Regions from separate parts of the Mus musculus genome. Here region 1 is linked to region 2. A link is a loop called in an ENCODE intact Hi-C map of the cell type or tissue named here. Cell type or tissue: heart. All regions are shown on one strand. Links, peaks and the distances in the headings refer to the core of each region. The heading gives the core; the rest is flanking DNA.

What was found. A loop is a pair of places that touch in the nucleus more often than their neighbours do. Peaks named below come from ENCODE experiments on the same cell type or tissue, not always from the same donor. Only the 100,000 strongest peaks of a DNase experiment are listed, where the experiment ranks them.
Region 1: a loop joins it to region 2, with 2.7 times the contacts of the local background. A loop is called at or near these places in 3 of 42 quality-filtered maps.

Annotation. Positions count from the first base shown.
Region 1 is chr3:58,318,229-58,328,427 of GRCm38, reverse strand. No RefSeq gene overlaps it. Among named protein-coding and RNA genes, the nearest start is that of Gm32847, 21 kb to the right of the region's middle. In heart, for the core only: no CTCF peak of the experiment used is centred there; no DNase peak of the experiment used is centred there.
Region 2 is chr3:58,410,682-58,420,880 of GRCm38, reverse strand. Tsc22d2 (TSC22 domain family, member 2) reads right to left here and starts at 6,161. Exons shown (of 4, transcript NM_001081229.2): 1 at 3,268-6,161. The coding sequence starts at 5,192. In heart, for the core only: a CTCF peak has its summit at 4,397; DNase peaks (open chromatin) are centred at 3,860, 4,400, 5,540 and 6,190; H3K4me3 peaks cover 5,767 bases; H3K27ac peaks cover 5,066 bases.

The DNA of each region.
Region 1 (10,199 bases), core at 1,042-9,041, 92 kb after region 2:
TTTTCAGTTGCTTGTCAGTTCCTCTCAGTACTGTACATGGTGAACGTTAGCTACTACTTGCTTCTCTTATAGAGTTAGTGGGAAGTTCAAAACCTTGAGAGGTATAGAGTTAGAGGATTTCTACAGAATTTTTCGTGTTCCAAATGATGGCATGTAACATCCAGGACTGCTGGATTAGGATTCACCCACTCTTTAGAGGTCACCATCCTTATAGTCACAGGTAAATCCCTACTTTCTCTATGGAGACTTTCTTTTTTTAAAAAGGAAGTGGCTGCCTCTGCATTTTTGTGATTCCTAAGAAAGAGCCAAATACATTAAAACCACCGAACTCGTCTTTTAAACAAAAAATAATTATAAAACTATGTTCCCAATGTATTTGTTCACTTCTCCTGCTGAATAAGGGGATCCATTCATTTAAAAATTGAACCAATACCTTCTGTGGCAGCTACATAGATGTTCTTTTAAGAGGTTCTGTTATGGCTACATAGCAGAGTGACAATCCCAGCTGCTGCTTCTTTGGATCCACTGTGGCATTTCCTCTACACCACATACCTCTGGACTGTTCTCAACCAATACCAGAGTGGTACTGGGATACCAGTGCTGTTCTAGCCTTTGGATCAGTGAGCTCCTGGCTAACTTTTACTTGGGCACTCCCTGTGAGTCTGACAAGTCCTGGGAGCTACACTGGGTTCTGAGGCACTTCTCAGAGCCAACCTCTCTTTTTCTCCTTCAGAGAGGTTGGTTTGGCTTCTTTCCCTGTCCACTGCTGTCCTGTCCCCTTCTCCTTTGCTTCCTAGGTTTCTCTTAGAAGGCTTTGTGCCAATGCATTTCCTTCTTAGCAGCTGCTGTTCAGAGCATCTGAATGTGCACTGTTAAGAACCGAATTTGTCCAGTGTCTTAGGGTTTTACTGCTGGGAAGAGACACCACGACCAAGGACAACATTTAATTGGGGCTGGCTTACAGGTTCAGAGGTTCAGTCCATTATCATCAAGGCAGGAACATGGCAGAGTCCAGGTAGGCATGGTGCAGGAGGAGCTGAGCGTTCTATATCTTCATGGAAGGCTGCTAGATAGCTTCCAGGCAGCTAGGACAAGGGTCTTAAAGACATACCAACAGAGACAGACCTACTCCAAGAAGGCCACACCTCCTAATAGTGTCACTCCCTGGACCAAGCATGACCCACTGGGCTTACGGTCTCCGTCTGCTGCTGTTGACACTGTCTCTATTCTTGCTTTGTGATGCACACATACGCATGTGCCTCTACTTTTCTCCATCTCTCTGCTGATCCTTATCCCTCCCAAAATATTTCACTTTAATCTATTCCATTAAGAAAGAAAATGTGAACCTTGTTCTACACCTAGACCCAAGCATTTTGCCTTACCTATAGTTTGGCACCAAGAACTGAAATTGATCAACAGAGCTTACAACATAATGACCATGTAAACAGACACTACTGCTTTACAGCAACATTGCTACATTGGATAGACCTAGGCTTTTCTTATTATTCCTGACTGGCTCTCCCTTCTCATCTTTGATACCGCTGTCTTTCATTTTACAGCCTGATATTCTAGCTTTTAAAGGTAACATGAAATTTGTGGGATTTTCTGTTTATATACTCTCTTCTCAGACAACTACATTTTAAGCCTCTGTTCTGCAGATTTCAAATGAGACCTATGCTTTGTAGGTTTGTTGAAAAGCTATCCCTGTAGGTCATGCTTCCAGCATCTTTCCATTAGGTTGCTTCTTCAACTGAATTTTTTTCTTTTTTGTTTACTGTCTTAATTTTCTGGACCCATCCTTGAGTGACTCCATAGAAAGAATATGTTAAAGGTAAATTTAGAGATTATTCATAATTAAGAATAATGTGTGGGGCTGGAAAGATGGCTCAACCACTAAAGACTAGGCTCATAACAAAAAAAATAACAATACTCTGTGTGTGTGTGTGTGTGTGTGTGTGTGTGTGTGTTGAGCATGTGACAGCACACAAGTGGAAGTCAGAAGAAAAACTGCAGGAGTCAGTTCTCTCGTCTACCAAGCAGGCCCTGGGGACTGAACTCTGGTCATCAGGGTTGGCAATAGGTATCTTTGGTGCTGAGCTATCTCACCACCTCTAACATATATTTTAGCTGGCTTATAGAGTAGTGAGATACAGCTTTTTCAAGCATCCTTCGTGATGGCTGACCTTGGTTTCTAGTTGACTTCATCCAGAATCAACTAAAACCCAAGCTGCGGGGGCGTTCCTATAAGGGATTTTCTTGACCAAATTGTTTGAAGAAAGAAGATCTTCCTTAATGTGAGCCGAACTATCTGGTGGCAACTTAGATAAAAGGATGTAAAGAAATAATCTGCTTACTTCCCTTTCCTTTCTCTGGCAAGTTTATCAATTCTGTTGCTGCACAAATGAATGAATGTGTGCATGTATGCACAAATGTATGTAGAGGCCAAAGGTCAATCTTGGGTGTTCTCGGGAGCCATTGTTTTTTTTTATTTTAAAAAAACAAACAAACAAACAAACAAACAAACCAAAACCAAAAATAAAACCAAGCCAAACCAAACCAAAGAGGATCTCTCAACTGGGACAGTGTGAAAACTATTGCTGTCAGCTGTTTCTTAAACTTTGAATTGAGTCGTAAACCTATCTAGTCATGGAAGTATCTTTGTGGGAAGATGATTGCTTCAACCTTTTGTTTGTTTTTGGACAGTTAATTATATTTATTATTTTATTTTATGAACATTTTGTTTGCACATATGTTTGTGTACCATGTGTGTGCCTGGTGGCCTTGGAAGGAAGTCAGAAGAGGGGCGTCAGGCCCCCTGGAACTGGTGTTATAGATGGTGTGAGTCCCCATGTGGGTGCTGGGAACTGAAACTGGCTCCTCTTCAAGAACAAGTGCTCTTACCCACTGAGCCATCTCTCCAGCACTCCCTCCCTCCCTCCCTCCCTCCCTCCCTCCCTCCCTCCCTCCCTCCCTCGGAAGGGCAGCTTAAATGGTTTTTATCTTCTAGGTTTAATTATATTAGTTTAGAAATTTTCTCATTTTTCCAATATTTCTAGATTTCTTTGGAATATACTTTCCCAGAGATCCCCTAATGATCTGCACTCTATGGGGGTCTATTGTAGCAAGCATCTTTTCATCTCTAATATCGGAGATGAAATTATCCTGCAGGTCTTCTGTCTCTGTTAGTTTGACTAGAGATTCTTTTCAATATCATTAATCTTTTCAAAGAACCATGTCTTTGGTTTTATACATTATTCTTTTAGTCACTATTTAATTGATGTTTGCCCTAAAATTTGTTATTTCTTACCATCCACTAGAGTTGTCTATTTTTCTTTTTCTATAGCCTCTAGTGCATCACCGAGTAATTTATTTGGGATTGTTCTGATTTTTGGATGTGATTGCTTATAGCTATAGCCTTTCCTCTTCAGACTGCCTTGGCTGTGTGCAGGGCTCTGTTTGCTTGTGTGCTAGTGTAAGTTACCATTAGATTCTAGGGAGTTGCTAGTCTTCTCCCTGATTTCTTTAGTGGTTCAGAAGAGTACTGTTTAGTCTCCAGGTGATTGTGCAGTGTGTGTGATCATTTTCCCTGTTGATTTCTCGTTTTAAACGTTTTATTACACTGTGTTCTGATACGATCCAGGAAACCATTTAAAACATTTTTATATTAACAAAAGAGCTGCTGTGTGGCATCTTTTTTTTTTTTAAATGATAAGTTTTAGAGAGGTTCCGTGAGCCCTTGAGAAGAACAAGCATCCTCTATCTGTCCAACAATGTAAGTTGGATTGACATTAAATGCACTGTATGGTCCAAGTCAACCTTGCATTCATAGCAATTCTTGTGTTTTAGCCACCAAGCACTGGGGTTTCAGACATGTGCCATCATGCTTAGCACTGTAGTAGACTTTTAGGAAGCACAATAATTCCATCTGTGATCCAGTAACACTGTTATTACATCAATTGTGCCCCCAACCCATAAGCAAAAGAGTTTGTGGGTGGCCTGATCCTCCAGTAGCTCACAATATTCTTATTTGAGGTCTCAATTTAAAATAAGGTCATTGAGCTGACCCTAACCAAAATCAATGGTATTCCCCAAACAGAACAAAACAAGCAAAACGAAATCATGTGTGTGAGAGTTTGACTTTTAAAAACATGTGTCGAAAGGGAGATGACATCTGTGGGTGAAAGAGAGAGGCATGTATCAGAGTCTCCCCTTACAGCCCTCAGAAAGAACCAACTCTGCTGACACCCCATTCAGATGAATCTAGTTTTCCTGGGAGAGGCAAAGAGCTTTATGTCCCCACAAAGAAGATAACTTTTGAGTTGGGTATAGATACTCAGGAAGAATTTGGTAGGGTGCTCAGTAGAGAAAGCCTTAGGAGTAGTTTCGTTTTGTGGATATGGACTGCCCTAATTTTTAGGAATCTATGGGTGAAGGACAAACACTGAAACTTCAGGTAAGCGCTTGGCAATACCACATAAATGAGAGGACGGCTGTAAATAATATGTGTTTTCTGCTTTTTCACTGTTATTCTTCAAAAGCCATTGGCTTAAAGTTTAGTAGGCATGCTTGACCTGCCAGGGGGAAAGTCTTGGAAACTTTAATTGGATACGGGGTTAATTGCTTCTGTACTGGTTGAATCTGGGTGCAGTGAGGAAGCTGATTAAAATCTAAGCATTAGGGTAACACTGGGACAGAAGTAGGTGGGAAACTGTAGTTCTTGGGTGTAGATCTTTTCTTTTGTCTTTTTAAAAAGTTAATAACTTATTTTATTTATTTACAGACCAAATGTTGCCTCTTCCCAGAGTTCATTCCCACACCACACCCCTTTGCCTCTGAGAGGGTGCCCCCTGCCCCTGGCATACCCCTTCCCTGGAGCATCAAGTCTCTATAAGATTATCCTCTCCCACTGAGGCCACTCACTGCCTTGTCCTCTGCTATATATTTGCCTGGGGCCTTGGATGAGCCTATGTGTGCCCACTGTTGGGCAATTCAGCTATGGTCACCCACATCAAGTTTTGGGAGACTCCTTCATCTCAGATCTCTGAACCTTCTATTTCCTCTTTCTAGAGATTCCCCCCACCTGTTTTGTTTGAACTTAATAGCATCAGCCAACATTCCAAAGTAATAGCTTTCAAAAGCATAGCATTAAAAACTTTGCTTTTATTTAAAGAATGTTGAACAGTTTGATAATGCTAGGTCCGTATTGCTTTAGGAGAGTCTTTTGTGTATTTGTCTAGGTGAGTTATCATTTGCTTAAAATAGACCCAAGAATGCAATGAATCAATGAAGAAAAAATTTGTTATTTGAATCCAGGCATCCATTTTCTATCAGGTGACCCATATTAATATTCTAGGCCTCTACTTGAATCTTTTAAGAGTTAGGGAGATGGTTCAGTCAATAAAGTTCTTGATAGGCAAATATGAGAATCTGAGTTTCATCCCTAGCATCCATATAAAAAAGTCAGGTGCAGTGGTATGCATGTAATATCAATACCAAAGAGGCAGAGACAGGAGGATCCTGCAGCCAGTGCAGGAGATTGTAACCTCCATTCTATTGAGAGATCTTGTCACAGAGAGGTAGAGAGCAATCAAACAAGGCACCTGACATTGAACTAAGAACTCTACACACATGTATACACACACACACACACACACACACACACACACACACACACACACACACACACCTTTCCCCTCCCCTGTCACCCGCAGACACACATATTACCCCCCCCAATGTAAAAGATACTAGAACTTCAAGACACATTAAAACATAATGGTTTAGATAAAAGTTTGTTTTCCCTCCCTCAAACATCCAAGCTCATAGGATTCAGGGGAGTTATAAGCTATGAGATCATCCAAGAGCCCAAGCTCCTATCTGTTGGCAAGCTGCCCTTCATTAGTTATCCTGGTCCACATGATTGGAGGTGATTCATCATTACCAACAGTAGGATGAAGAAAGAGGAAATAGAAGGCAGCAGGAGCTTGAAGTCAGCCACACCCCTTCCTACTACTTATATTCCAATAGCCCAGATGTCAACATATGGCCCCTAAATCTCCAGGAGCCCTGGAAAAGATGAAGTTTGGGGGCAGCTATGTGGCTAGCCATAACCTGGAAAAGTCAATTACTAAGAGAATAGAAGGGACAACTAATAGTAGGTTACAGCCACTTAGTGTTTGTGTGACTTTGGAAAACTACCTAATGTCTCTGCACTCTTGGTCAGGAGCAACTTGTAATAATATGTTCACTTATTTGTTAGGAAAAGGTTTGGCTACAACTAACAGAGCCCCTACCTGCAATGGGCTAGGTAAACAGGTCTTCTGCTTTCTTCTGTAACCAGAGCTCTGAAGGTAGATTGATGTTGATCAAGTTGATCACATTTGGGAAAATATTTTCCTGAACTGGTTTGGGCAATCCTTTAACCTTAATCTACATTCAGTTACCTTTTACCATTATCAGGAAAAAAGGCACATCTTCAAAGCTTGCAGTCTTTCAGGTATAAATATATATAATCTCAGGAGCTATGTAACCATCCAGGTAATCCTGCAATCAGGCTGAAAGAGGAGGGCTTTGAGTTGAAGGCCATTCTGGGATGTAAGTAAGAACCTGTCTCAAAAAACAAAACAAACCCAACCAACCAACCAACCAACAAACCCCAAATCCAAAAAAATAAAAATGGAGTTATATAACCATTCTAGACCTCAGTTTTCTCATCTCTTATATTGGATGCTACTATCAACATCTTGGAATGTTTAAGGATCAATGAATTTAGTCAGTAAGGTATAGCATCTGACACAGAAGTTGCTCAGAAAAAGTTGCAGGGATTATTATTTAAGGAAGAATGCTTTGGAGAGTTCTGTATTTGAATCCTGGTTCAAATCCACGGGATTTTTATGAATTGCTTTCCCCTCCAAATGTATTTCCTCATCTTGAAAGACAAAGATAAACGTACTTCCTTGACAGGGTTACTGTGCAGATCAAGTGAAATGAAGCACCCTAGGAAGGAGAAGCTCTTTCTGTCTTTGTCTAACATCTACCTTGAATTGACTTGGATGGAGGAGAGGGAGGGGAGACCTGCAGATGTTTGCGTCTAGACTGCTGAGATAACTTCTTCCAGCACACTCATAAGGATGGGGATCTGCCATGCCAAGTAGAGCAGATATGTACACAGGACGGGAAAGCCAAACACAAGGAAACCAGTAAAAGAAGCCCAAGGGTAAGGGCCAGGTGAAACTTCTTCTTTGCCCTAGACAGTCGGCTGGGAACGTTTGAACAGGCCTGCTCAAGGGAAGCCAGTTCTCATTAACCATGAAGCAGGGGTGAGCTAAAGGACGGAAGTTACAGCAGCCTCTGAGTGACTATCTCAACAATGAGTTCTGTGGCAACAGAGGCTGCAGGACTAGTCTTTGCAGGATAGCTCTTTCAGTACGTAGCCAAGCAGCTGTAATGACAGAGGAAGATGAGTCACTTAGATATGGTAGACAGTGTCAGGAATTACAAGGAACCTGGAGGTCATGATTATCTGTAAAATATTTGTTTTCTATGAGCAAATATGACCAAGTAGAGGAAGAGGATTGTCCTATTGTCCTTCCCCTAAATACTGGAAAAAAAAATAAAGACTGAAGTGTAAATTTGAATCATTCAGTGTTCATTCCAATAAGTCTACTTTGTATCCAGTCTTTCTCCTTATTTCTCTTTTCTTCCTTCCTTTCTTTACTTCTTTCTTCCTCCAATAAATTCTGTACTTTATAATAGCCTTATTAAGATATGACTTATGTATTATAGCAAGCTGACCAGCTTTGGAAAAAAATTACAAGGCAAGGTCTCATTATGTAGTCTAAGCTGGCCTAGAACTCACAGTCTTCATCCCTCAGACTCCCAAGTGTTGGCATGACAGGCATATGCCAGCTAGCATGTTCACCTTGATCTATGTACTATGAAATGAACACCCTGAAATATTCATTCAAAAGCAACACTACCCTGGGCAAGCCTGGACTCACTTTAAATATACAATGCGGTGAATTTCAGTATGTTCACAAGATGTACAACTATTACTGCTATTTAGTTTTAAACTATTTCACCACCTGCTCCCAAATAAAGCTTGTACCTCTTACCAGTCATTGCCTTCTACAATCTGGACATCCATTGATCTACTTTCTGACTCTTTAGGTTTGCCTATCCATGATATTTTATATAAGTGGAACCATACAGTATGCAACATTTTATGGTGGTTTCTTTCACTAAGTATGTTTTCAGAATTCATCTATGTTGTAGCACATACCAGCACTCCATTCATTTTTATTATTGGATGATTTCTTTTTGCATGGTTATACCACTCTGTATTTGTTAGTTTGTTAATGATAAACAGTTGGGCTTTTCCTACCTGTTGACTATTATGAATAATGCTATTGAACATTCATGTACACACATTTGTGTGGATATGGTTTGTTTGTTTGTTTGTTTGTTTATTTGAAATGGACTTTCATATAGCCCTGGTTGGCCTGAAACTTCTTATGTAACTGAGGCTGATTTTTTAAAAAGACTTATTTATTTTATACAAGTACACTGTAGCTGCCTTCAGACACACCAGAAGTCATCAGATACCATTACAGATGGTTGTGAGTCACCATGTGGTTGCTGGGAGTTGAACTCAGGACCTCTGGAAGAACAGTCAGATCTCTTAACCACTGAGCCATCTCTCCAGCCCCGATATGTTTTTGTTTCTTGATTATATTGTAAGTTATATAGTAACTCTGTTTAGCCTTTTAACAAACAGGAAGACTCTTTTGCACAGTGATTGCACCATTTCATATTCTCTTCATAATGAATGGGAGTTCTAACTTCTTCCCACCCCACCCCCACTTCCTAGGGCTATGTTTGTGACCATTGTGCTAAGGGTGGATTTGCATTTCCCTGATGACAGTGACATACCCATCTTTTCTTCCAAGGAAGTTGAATGGCTCCTTCTGTAGGGAACATTGTAATCCTTGTGAACTTGGGGAGAAGGGGTCCTCACCACATTAAATGGAGAAAAGATGGATTTTGAGCTTTGTTATTTACGGGACTAAGAAGCACTGGGAAGGCCTGTTCTGAGGTCACTAACAACCATGGGCTCTTTTTTCATTTTAAAGCAATTTTCATCAGCTCTTCTAAACACTGGAAGGATAGAGGCTCCAGCTGGAAGTGGGAAGTTGCTCCAAAAGGTGATGTGTTAGAACAGGCAAACATCCAGCAGTATTAAGTTACTCTATTTGACCATTGAAAACAAAGTTTGTGATCAAGGTAAAAAAATTCATTATGTGGCCTCACATGCCTTAGGCAGGAAAGGACCTAGCATGGGGTGCTCTGGTTTCTAGCCACTTGCAGAGGTCTCCTTTTCTTTGAGCATGGACCAGTAATTAAAACCCTTACATTGCTGAAGGTGATTGAGCGGGGAATTTTATGTCCTTCTTCTGGGAACTAGATGGAACTGCTCCCTCCTCTTGTATGCAGACCCTAAAGTCATAAAGAGGTTGCCCAAAGCGCTGGGGGCAGTGAGGAACTAGTTACTAGTTTCACTTGTGTGCTCTATTTTTTTTTTTTTTTAAAGTACCACAGGCACCTCTTTCTCCTCCTTAACAGTCCCTATTAGCTTTCCCCATTGCTATAAAACAAGGTGGCATATCTGGGACCTTACGAAATTTTGCCTCAGGTTCCTTGGCATGAATTTTTTCTTGGGTCAATTCCAGGAAGTTTTCACTTCTTTCGAAAAGAAAAAAAAAAATCTAATTTTGCATGAATAATAAAGGTGGAAACAAGGAAGTGCCCCAACCTTGGATTTCCAGAGTGTAGGAACTTCCCAAGAAAAAAGGTCACAACTCTGCAGCTGCTCTCTGAAGTGGGAGAAGCTTGTGTTCTCTGAAAAGCTACCTTTCCAACTTAGGCACCAGTCAGAAGGATGGAGAGGGGTTTGTAAAGTGAATGCCAGCTATCTGACAATCTGATTCTACTTGGTTGATGGAACTATCTTCCAAAGAAAGTAAGTGAAATCTGGCTTTCAGGTATTCTGGAAAGGTCTCCAGTTTTCTAACAACTTTCTTACTCTGTGTAAACCACTTACACACTTACAAAAAAAAAAAATCACAATCTCTAACAGTCTGCCTGTTTTGCATGCTCTGGGGAGAAAGGAGCTGGTCATAGTTGTTACTTGTTGGTTAAGGATG
Region 2 (10,199 bases), core at 1,336-9,335:
AAAAAGAGTTAAGGTCCAAAGAAACAGATTCAAATAAGAAGGGTTCATATTTTTAAATTTATACACAGGAAGATCAAGGAGACCTTTCTGTAACATAGCTCTTAAAAGGGGGTCAATACATTTTACACCAAGAGGACAGTGTTGTTCCTGGTATATATTTAAATAAATCCTCACTTAAACTTCAAATTTTAGAGAGAGATCCATTAAATGTATGTGAAATCCATTAACTAAATATATATGGACAAATTTGTTACAGCACATACCAACACATGCCAGTCAACATTACTAGACATTAGCAAACTATTCAAATTAAACTAACAATACTAAGTAACGTGTCACTAAGGGATCCTTACAATAATCAGGTTTTCAACTGTCACACAGTTGACAGTTCACAATTATAGCCATTCATGAGTTCCAGGAATGCTACCTTCTGAGTTAACACTGGTCAGTTATTTATGGAAAACAATCTGTACTGTGCTCCATTTAGGGCCAGTGATAGTTTATATGTCCTCTCATTTACAGTAAAGCAGACTGTTAAACATACAGGCAGTTTAAGCAAAGTTTGTAATGTTCACTATAAAAGTGGCTACATAATTCCTTATCAATCATCATTATAATCACCAGTTTATACAAATTCAATGTGAGAAGTCTTAATGTGTAGCCATAAATTTTTCCAATCAAAATGGCTGGAAAAATCTCACTCTTTGATTACTTAATAATATAGGGTCAACAGACAATGATAAGGACTCCGCATTAGCCTTTATATGGAATCAAACCGTGATAAGACTTCCAATGTAGGAACCTAAAACCCACCTTTTGTTAACTTCCCACCTTCTTTCATTTTGTTTAAAAACAAAAGAACTAAGACCTGTTTACTAAATTTGGAATTTTAACAAAAAATGAGTATTTACAAGTATTTCCTTAGGATCTAAATGTGTTAACCTATTCAGAAAGTTTAAGACATTAATTCCTCAAGAACTCTCCAATTTATATTTTATTTGAAGTATTATAAATGATACTGCAGATTTTAAGAAAGTTAACCTCAAATTATATTAAAAGTAATGTTTCTAGTTAGTATTGTTTCTATTAAGTTATTCATCTGGGTAATTTAAACATGTGCCTGGAAAACTATTATTCCCATGTGTAAACTTCAGAATGACCTCTTTACACAGACTTTCCTTTAAAACAAACAAGTAAACAAAACCAAACCCTATTTCTAATTAATGGATCATTCCTTCACCAGGTGTGTTGGTCTAGTGACAAAACATCAAGTGTGTTAAGATTACATCTTGGAAACTAGCATATTAAAAAACGGAAAAACCGATAAATATGCAATGCAGAATTTAAGACTGGGGTAAAGTGGCACATTTAAAATGGGGCTACCACAATCAAACCCTTGAAAAGGACCAACTGATGCAAGAACAATGACATAGCACTATCTGGAGTGAAAACATTCATATTTGGAAGTAAGATTTCTGAGATTACTAACTTTCTCTACAGTAAGGAAAAATGTATGCATCTGTAGAAATATTCAACAGGAATATGTTTCAGAGTTTCCATTTGCCAACAGATTTCTGTTTCAATAATATATAATTATACTTTTAAGTTCTGAAGACTGTAACTGTAGACGTTGTAAACTGTAAAGTGTGTGAAGAGGAAAGATGTACTTTCCATTCACAGTCATAGGTTTTATGTGTAAAAGAAGAGATTGGGGAAAAGTCATAATTGAAGAGAGACAGGACAGTGTATAGATCAAAGAGGGTAAGTGAAAGATAACTTACTTAGAAAATAGAGGTTGCTGCTAGCTAGAAAAGATAAGGTGCTATTGACCACCATCAAAGGTGAAAGGTAAACTCCACCTTCCTGTTATATGTGGCCCTACCCTTGAAAATAGGAGCAACTAGAGAACAGAGGGGGTTTTGTTGTTGTTGTTTTGAGTTGCTCATGAAGTCAGTTTTCTTTCTTTCTTTTTTTTTTTAATCCCACTAAATGTTTCAGTGACCGGCTGGCCGACTAGCACACTTAAGAACACTGAGTTCTCAAGTGCAACAGATTTCCCACAACTTGACTACAAAAATCATGAATTCTGAATCACAAAAAACAGTGATGAATGAATTCCAGTCAGCATTTTTAAACTAGCAGAAATATATATATAAAATAAAACAAGGATAACTGGAAGTCAAAAGTTAAGGCTGTGTGAGTCTAAAATGCTGAAGAGAAGCTTTATTATTTCATGGTAGTCTTCTACATAACTAACGATTCTAGATCATACCAAATTCTGACCCTTTTAGCTCCTAAAATTAACCTCTCTCAAAAACATACAATGTAAGAAGATACCCAACTCTTTCCCTGTAATTTTTAATGTAGTGTTAAACTGCAATTAAGTTTTTAACAAGGTTGGAATTATGTAATGTCAAAGGTCTATGTGACAGCTCCTAAAGAACAAACCAAAAAACCCCCTACAATTCCTAAGTAGGCCACAACCAAACACCACCACTATTGAATAGTGTAGTAATACACTAATTTTTACCTAAACTATTAAAAAAGCAATCCTTACACTCTAGGTAGAGGGAGTTGGTTACAGACATTTCAAAACTCTAGTTTTTACTACTGTTTAAGCATTCCACACCTCCCTTTCCTACACTAAAGACTGATAGGAGAACATCCATTTTCCCAGTACTTTTTCTTTGCTTTTTTTCCTCTTTTGCTTAAACAAAAATATTATCTTTGAAAAGTTACTGGGAATTCTCACGACCCCCTTCTATAGACTCACTTAGGGATAGTCAAAGCTAGACTTCACATTTTATCATTCTCTCCAGTCTTCCAAATTCACTGATGGAGACTGCTTCTATTCCATCACTTCCCTGCCCCCAGGAAAAGGCTTTCTGGTTTTCAGTCTTACCAACTCAGGCAAAACTCTACCATAAACATTAAAAAGTAATTTACTACCTTAGAAAGGGACCCTCTTTCTTACTGAAGGGGGGGGGGGCAATACCAGCTCTCATCTTCAAACTATTAAGCTGAAATACATCAATCATGTTGAATCACTATCCATTTAATTGCTTAAAAAGAAAACAAAAACAAAACAACAACAACAAAAATCCCGTGACTTTTGTCTCCTTACTTCAAAACTTTGAATTGATTTTTACCAAATTTAAGTTTTAAAAATAAAGACCCTAAGTGGAAACAAACTCCCCAAACTGCATCTTAAGATATTTGGGGCAAGCAACTCTATCAGATATTCAAAATTTAAAAAAATGTACATACCTGTCTTCATCACCATCAACAGGAATAGCTATGCTGAATACAGAGGTGGCCAGACTGTTCATAGGTGTTAACTGAAGAGGGTTTGTCAGGGCATCTGCAACTGGAGGCTTCACAACAGGCTTACTTTCAGCAATGAGAGAAAGTGGTGCTTGAGGTAGGGGTTCTGATTTTCTTCTAGTATCGTCAACTTGCCCGACTAAAGGCTGGGTCTGAGTCTGAAACTGGCTTAGGTCAGACTGTGGTAGACTTGTTGGTGCACTGTGTGTGCCTTGAGCTAAGGGTGAACCAACTTGCTGGATGACGCTGCTGCTCCGGCTGACTGGCGTATGGCTGCTCAGCTGCTGAGACTGGCCCAGAGGCGCGGGTACATTTGGCATAGTAACAGAAGTGGTGGGCACACTAGGCACGCTTGGAACGGGTACCGCTGCAGGCACGTTTGGAACTCCGGGCACCACGGTGTGAGGACCACCAGGCACGGCTGGCAGCTGACCACTGCCACCCATCTGCTGCGGAGGCTGCACGGGCTGGGGCTGCCCAACCCCAGTAAGCCCGGAGCCTGGCTGCACCACGCCTCCTAGAGCAGCTGGGGCCACTCCGGCCGGCTGACAAGGAGCGGCCTGGCCTACAGGAACCGGACCCGGGGCCACAGCTTCACTGGGCTGGGCGGAGGCGCCCATCATCTGGGCACCCAAGGAGGAGACGCTCTGGCCAGACCCCAGAGGAAAGCTGGCCGCGGAAGCAGAGGTGGCGCTAGCGCTGGTAGACAAGGGCTGCGCAGGGCTTGGCGGCTGCAGGGCCACGTGCGGCGGCAGGTACTCACTCTGGCCGGATGGCTGCATCGGCAACAAATGCCCGGGTGGTATCTGAGGCTGGGGATAGGCGAACTGCTGTGACAACGAGGAGCCGCCGGCCGGGCCGGGCTGAGCTGCCAGGGCCACAGGCTGCGCCAGGTTGACATTCGGCGGCGGCGGCAGCCCCTGACCGACAGGCCCGGGGAGGGCGCCTCCGGCCACGGCTCCCTGGAGCTGGGTTGGCTGAACGGCTGCTGTCATTGGCTGCGGCCCGGTCGCCGCTCCCGGGAACGGCGGCAGCGACGCCGAACTTGGAGCCACAGCCCCACCTACGGGCGGTGGAGGCTGCGGCTGCCCGACGCTGAAACTCTGCGGCTGGGCGAGAGTGGGCTGGCTCATTTTCTCCGACGGGGGTAGCTGTGACACAGCAGTCAAGGAGCTGTCAGTTCCCGAGTCCAGCCCGTGCGCCCCCTGCATGGAGGCCACCACCACCACCACCGACCCTCCGGTGGCTCCCAGGCCGCTGTCCCGCTCCGCAGTCTGCTCCAAAGTATTGCTGTGTCTAATGCAATCCCCGGACCTGGTGAGGACGCTGCTATCCGAATCCCGCTCGTAGTATTCCATACACGTCCATCGGCCGCGCCGGTACGGCTCCCCGCTCCCGTGGTCTAGTTTGATCACGCGGAAACGCGAACTACAAGTGGCAGGGGGCTGAGATGGAGTTGCACTACTCGGCCCAGGAGTGGACACCGAAGCGGCGGCCGCCGCCAGGGTCTGGGCGAGTGCCCCCGCCACGCTCCGGGCCGACACGCCACCGCCGCCTCCGTTGGCGGGCGCAGCTGAAGCGGCTGCCAGCTGCCCATCCAGGATGAGGTTCGGGGACACGGTCCCGGGAGTTTCCGCATCCCCGACATTGTTGAGCGTCTCTTCCGAGGAGCTACGCTCGCACACCTCCTCCGGGCCGTAATCCGTGGCCCGGGAAACGTCGAAGATCTCGGAGGACACGTCCTCCGTGCGCGACTCGTCCGGGTCGTCCAGGCTCTCGGTGTCCTCGGTGATGCTGGTGGCCACCTGAGCCGTGGTGACACTGGTGATCTGGAAGCAGCTCTTCTTCTTGGCCGGCATCTTGGACATGGTGGAAGAGGCTGGAGGGCAGAGGCTCCTCTGGGACCCCACCGGAAACCGAGAAGGGCCGAGCACGGGCCCCCAAAGACAAAGTCCGAGTTCGCGCCTGGGTCTACGGCCCACGCCGCCAAGTCACGGGCTGCTCTGGGCGCCGGCGTCTCGGCGCGACATCCTCCTCCTCCCTCCTCACCTCCCGCGGCAGGGGTGCCTCAATTCAACTCCTCAGCGACGGCCCGAGCGTGGTCCAGGGGCGGGCCGGCTGCTCCAACAGCTCAGCCTCCGCGGTCAGTCCAGCCCGGCGCTCGGCGCGGTCAGCAGGCCCGGCTGGGGGTGGAGCGCAGGGCGCAGGAGGCGGCGGCGGCGGCGTGAGGGGCGGTTCTGCCCCGCTCGGGCTCTCCTGGCCGGGTCCCGCGGCTGCTCCCGCGCGGCGACGCGGAGGAAGAAGGCGGAGCGGCGAGGCCGGGACCGGCGCTTCCTGACGGACGGGGCTGGAGGTCCGCGGCGGGAGGCAGCCCTCCGTCCCGGGCTCTAGCCCGAGCGCAGTCCGGGGGCCATGCCGGCGGTGGCGGCGGAAGCCCGCTCGGGGGCGGGGAAGGCCGGCAGTCTGGCCTCCCTCAGGGAGCCACCCGCGGCGGCGGCGGGCCCGGCCTCCTCGCGGCTCTGAGGCGCGTGAGGGGCGGCGGCGGCGGCTGAAGGAACGGCAAGCGAGCGGAGGTGCTCGGCGGCGTGAGGGGAACCGGTGGCGGCGCCTTCCGCTTCTCCGCGGCGCGGCCGGCTCGGAGACTCCGGAGGGAAAAAACAAAACAAAACAAAACAGAAATTCAAACTGCTGAAGCAGCGGCTGCAGCTCCCTCCACTCGGCCAAGATGGGGCTGAAATGGCCGCGCCAGGGATGCTGGGAGGAGCAGCAGCCCCGCAGCCGCTGCCGCCGCAGACTAAAATGCCGCCGCTGCCGCAGCCACCGCCAGCGCCGCAGCCGCCGCCGTTCCGTGACGCGCCGGCGTCGTGACGTCACCGCCCCGCCCCCTCCGGTTTCCTGCGGCTTCGCGTGGAGGCTTGAGGGGGGTTCGTGGGCGGGGCCAAGGGGGTAGAGAAAAGGGAGCGGGTTCTTTTATTTAAAAAATTTTTAAATTTAAATTTCCACACTGCAGGTTCACTAGGAGAGGAAAAGCCAGAAGACGGTTTTAATTTGTAAGCCTGGGGCATCGCATGGTTTAGGGCCGGCGTGTGGCGATCCTGGATGACTGGAGGTCATGTGCTCGGTCTAATGTTTAGCATAGTCTTAGAGGAACCTGGGCGATAGGGGAAAAAAGTAGGGCGATCCAGCTGCCGAAGAGGTGCATAGCTGGAGAAAGCGAACCGGGTTAAAAGTCCTGAAAATATATGTTAACTAGGATAGTGGGAGAAGTGAGATTTAAGAGAAACGAGGGTGACTAACACAGAACATCAAGCCAGACTGAGTTAGAAAGATGATCTTTCAGACAGAAATTCTGTCTATAAAAAGCGGCGGCGACAGGGATGGTTACTTGCCCAAAGTAAAGTCGGTTTCGAAAAAGATTAGGAGTTAATAACATATTCCAAATTTTCACTTGTTGTGGTTCAAGGCTGGAAGAGTTCATTTAAACTTTCGAGACGTTGAACATGAAATCTGCTTATAGGTTCCAACGTTGAAAAGCCTACAGTGTTAAATAAGTGTAGCTCTTTTGATTGTTCTAAGGCTCCTGTTAGAGCCATGTTGTTCTTTGGTTTGCTTTGGATCATGCACAGTAAGAGAATACCTTTTTCTTCCACTACTAAGTCAGACAGCAGCTCTGAAAGTGCCACTGAATTTTTCCATCTTGTAGCTACTTCCCAATCAAAATCGAGTCTTGTTGTTATGAGACCTCTTGTAGCCCAGGCTACTTACTTAAACCAAAGTGGCCTTGAACTTGTAGTGAGCTTCCTGCCTCTGCCTCCCAAGTGCTGGCAAGTGTCTCCACATTGGGAGAGTGAGGATGTTATTTTAAACACCGACCACTCTTGAACTCTTGACACATGAAAACAACTCTAAGTTAGCTAAAATCTGAGAAGTTTTGCTGGAAATTAAGATGTCAGATTTGTTGCAGCTTTTAGAGATCATATCAGGCTGACTCGTTTAAAGTAGTTTACTCAGTTCTCTAATCTTTAAAGAACTCTTTGATCCAAAAACGGATTGAAAATTAAAATTTACACAACACTTTCTAGGTATTTAGCTGTAATGTATGGAGATAGATATTTTAAACTCAATAGAAACTGTCCTTCAAACCCAAGTGACAGAGGTCAGTATATAAACCAATACCTCACAGTAACATCCCTGCTTCTTGAGGGGGGCAGAAGAAAAAAGAAAATAAGTGTTACATGCTGGTGTTATTGTGGCCGAGATAGCTGAGGGAATGCTTCATTTCTAAATCTATAATTTCAGTAATTTCTCAAGACAGTACGTAGAAATAATTGGCTTGTTAATCCAATGTGAATTTATAAGAGATTATTTTAATGCTGATGTTAAAATTAATTATCAGTGGGTATTGTTGACCATAGGAGTTTCAGAAAAATAAAAACCACATGCTTGATCGTGACATTACATTATCTTATTAAATTTCCTTTTCTGATTATTAGGGTGGTATTCTTCAGCCACACGTTAAAGGGGGAAGAGTAATCTGTAAGTGTTCATTCTTTTTGGTTTTTTTTTTTTTTTTTTTGTTTTTTCGGGACAGGGTTTCTCTGTATAGCCCTGGCTGTCCTGGAACTCACTTTGTAGACCAGGCAGGCCTCGAACTCAGAGATCCACCTGCCTCTGCCTCCCAAGTGCTGGGATTAAAGGCGTGCGCCACCACGCCCGGCTGTAAGTGTTCATTCTAACAACAGGTGGAATCTACCATGACATGAAAGTAAACATAAAACTAATTTGAAGAAATGGGAACAACATTTCTGCTACAAAGGGAGTAGAAAATGTTAACAAGACATTTTAGGATTATAAAGTTTGAATATTTAGATGTTTCGTGAAATGTGTGTATGTGTTTAACTGTTTTCTTGAAAATAGCATTTTCCAAACATTTAAAGATCCTACTTTTGTATATTTTCCCTTTAAAAAAAATGTAGAACTCGTGAAGTTGAGACAGATGGATCACTTGAGCCCGGGAAGTTCAGGCCAGTCACCTCTCCACCTCATTGATACCCTGTTTCTTAATAAGCAAGCAAACCCTAGGTAAAAAAAAAAAAAAAAAAAAAAAAAAAAAAAAAAAAAAGGAAAAGAAAAATGAAGAGAATTTTATACTTTAGACTGTTGGGGAGAAATGAAAAGAATTCTAGATATAGGAAGTTTGAAATCTATGTACAAAGGAAAAACGAAACTATTCCCAAACTACAAAATGTATATAATTTATATAGTTGTTCACGAGGAATCAGAAGTCTACAAATGCAGGCAGTGGTGGTGTACATCTTTAATCCCAGCACTTGGGAGGCAGAGGCAGGCAGATTTTTTAATTTGAGGCCAAGCCTGATCTACAGAGTGAGTTCCAGACTGCCAGGGCTGTCTCAAAAACCAACCAACCAACCAACCAACCAAAACAAAACAAAACAAGTCTACAAATAACAACAAAAATGACAGTAAATAATAAATAAATAAATAAAATCAATAAAAAATAAATCAATAAACAGACTGTAGACTATTCATGTAAGTATCTTTGCTAATGTGTAGAGTTGTTAATAAGTAACCTGACAGCCCTCTTTGGGATTGGAGAGGTCCCTGGAGAGCCAGACTTAAAGGCTTTAATGCAGTTATCCTGGCTCCATGCCTGTACCCACAAACCATGCAGTGGAGGCTGTGGGAGCCCTTGATTACTGCTCTCTTAGCCCCCACCTTGACCATTTGACTTACATCTGGTACTTCCCCAAAGACTTCAGTTTGCAGCAGGATATGGGAAGTATATTTAGAAAGAACCAGGATGGGGGAAAAAAAAACAACCCTAGGAACTAAGGCCCCATTTCACTGATGAAAAAAAAAACTGCTAGAATGTAAGCTTTTCATTACTTATAAACAGTGTACTTCTGCTAGGCCATTGTCTTACAGATCAGTGCACTGTTGGATCACTTCATAGTCATCAGATGGTAGACTGTGAGCCACAGGTTCTCAAGAAAGCCTGACATCGCCTGACATCTCCATCTCCCAGTGAATAATGGCACGTGAAAGACTCAGAAGAAATATATAATGTTTTCAGTAGAAATTAAGCAAGCAACTATCTACATTAAGGAAAATAACTTTCGTAGTGATACCAAACCCAGTGGTATTTGCTGTCCATTGGACAGCCTATATTCCAGCCACCAAGTTGATTCTGGGATTTAGAAAGAGTTCATGCTTGTTTTCTATGTTTCTAATCACCAAATTATCTGAAAAGACACAAAATGAAGGAGTGTTTTTCAGCTTGTAAAAGGAATCAATAAAAACACAGTCGTGTAAGTAAGCAAGCACTGTCTGGATTTTTACTAAGGTTTTCCTGGCCCTCCATTTCTGAGGCAGTATCACATTAAGTGACACTATTGTATAATATTATTCAAAAAGGAAGAAAAGAAATACAGTGTAGAGGGATTAAGCTAACAGAAGTCCCTGACTAGTTTACTAATAGAAAACTCAGTCTTAAAGTGTACCAATCTTGAGAATAGATGATTAAAATCTTCACAGTTAAGAAAGTTACTATTAGACATGCCAAGGATTTGATGCACTGTGAAACAATAAAGACCCTTTTTGTCATGGTGAAAATCTCCTTGAGTCTCAAATATCTTTGAAGTTAAGGTGTAATGTAGGCAGTTTGCATTTTGAAATAATGAATGTGGTATCCTAGTGGTCGAATGCCTTATCTCATTATTGAATTTACAGTGTAATCTTGGTGAACTAAAATGATGTCCCTGTGGCTCTACTGTCTACCTTAAACGCTCCAGTATAGCACTGCAAGGAGAAAGCGGTTAATGACTGTATGACTTTACTCTTCCATGTTATATGTG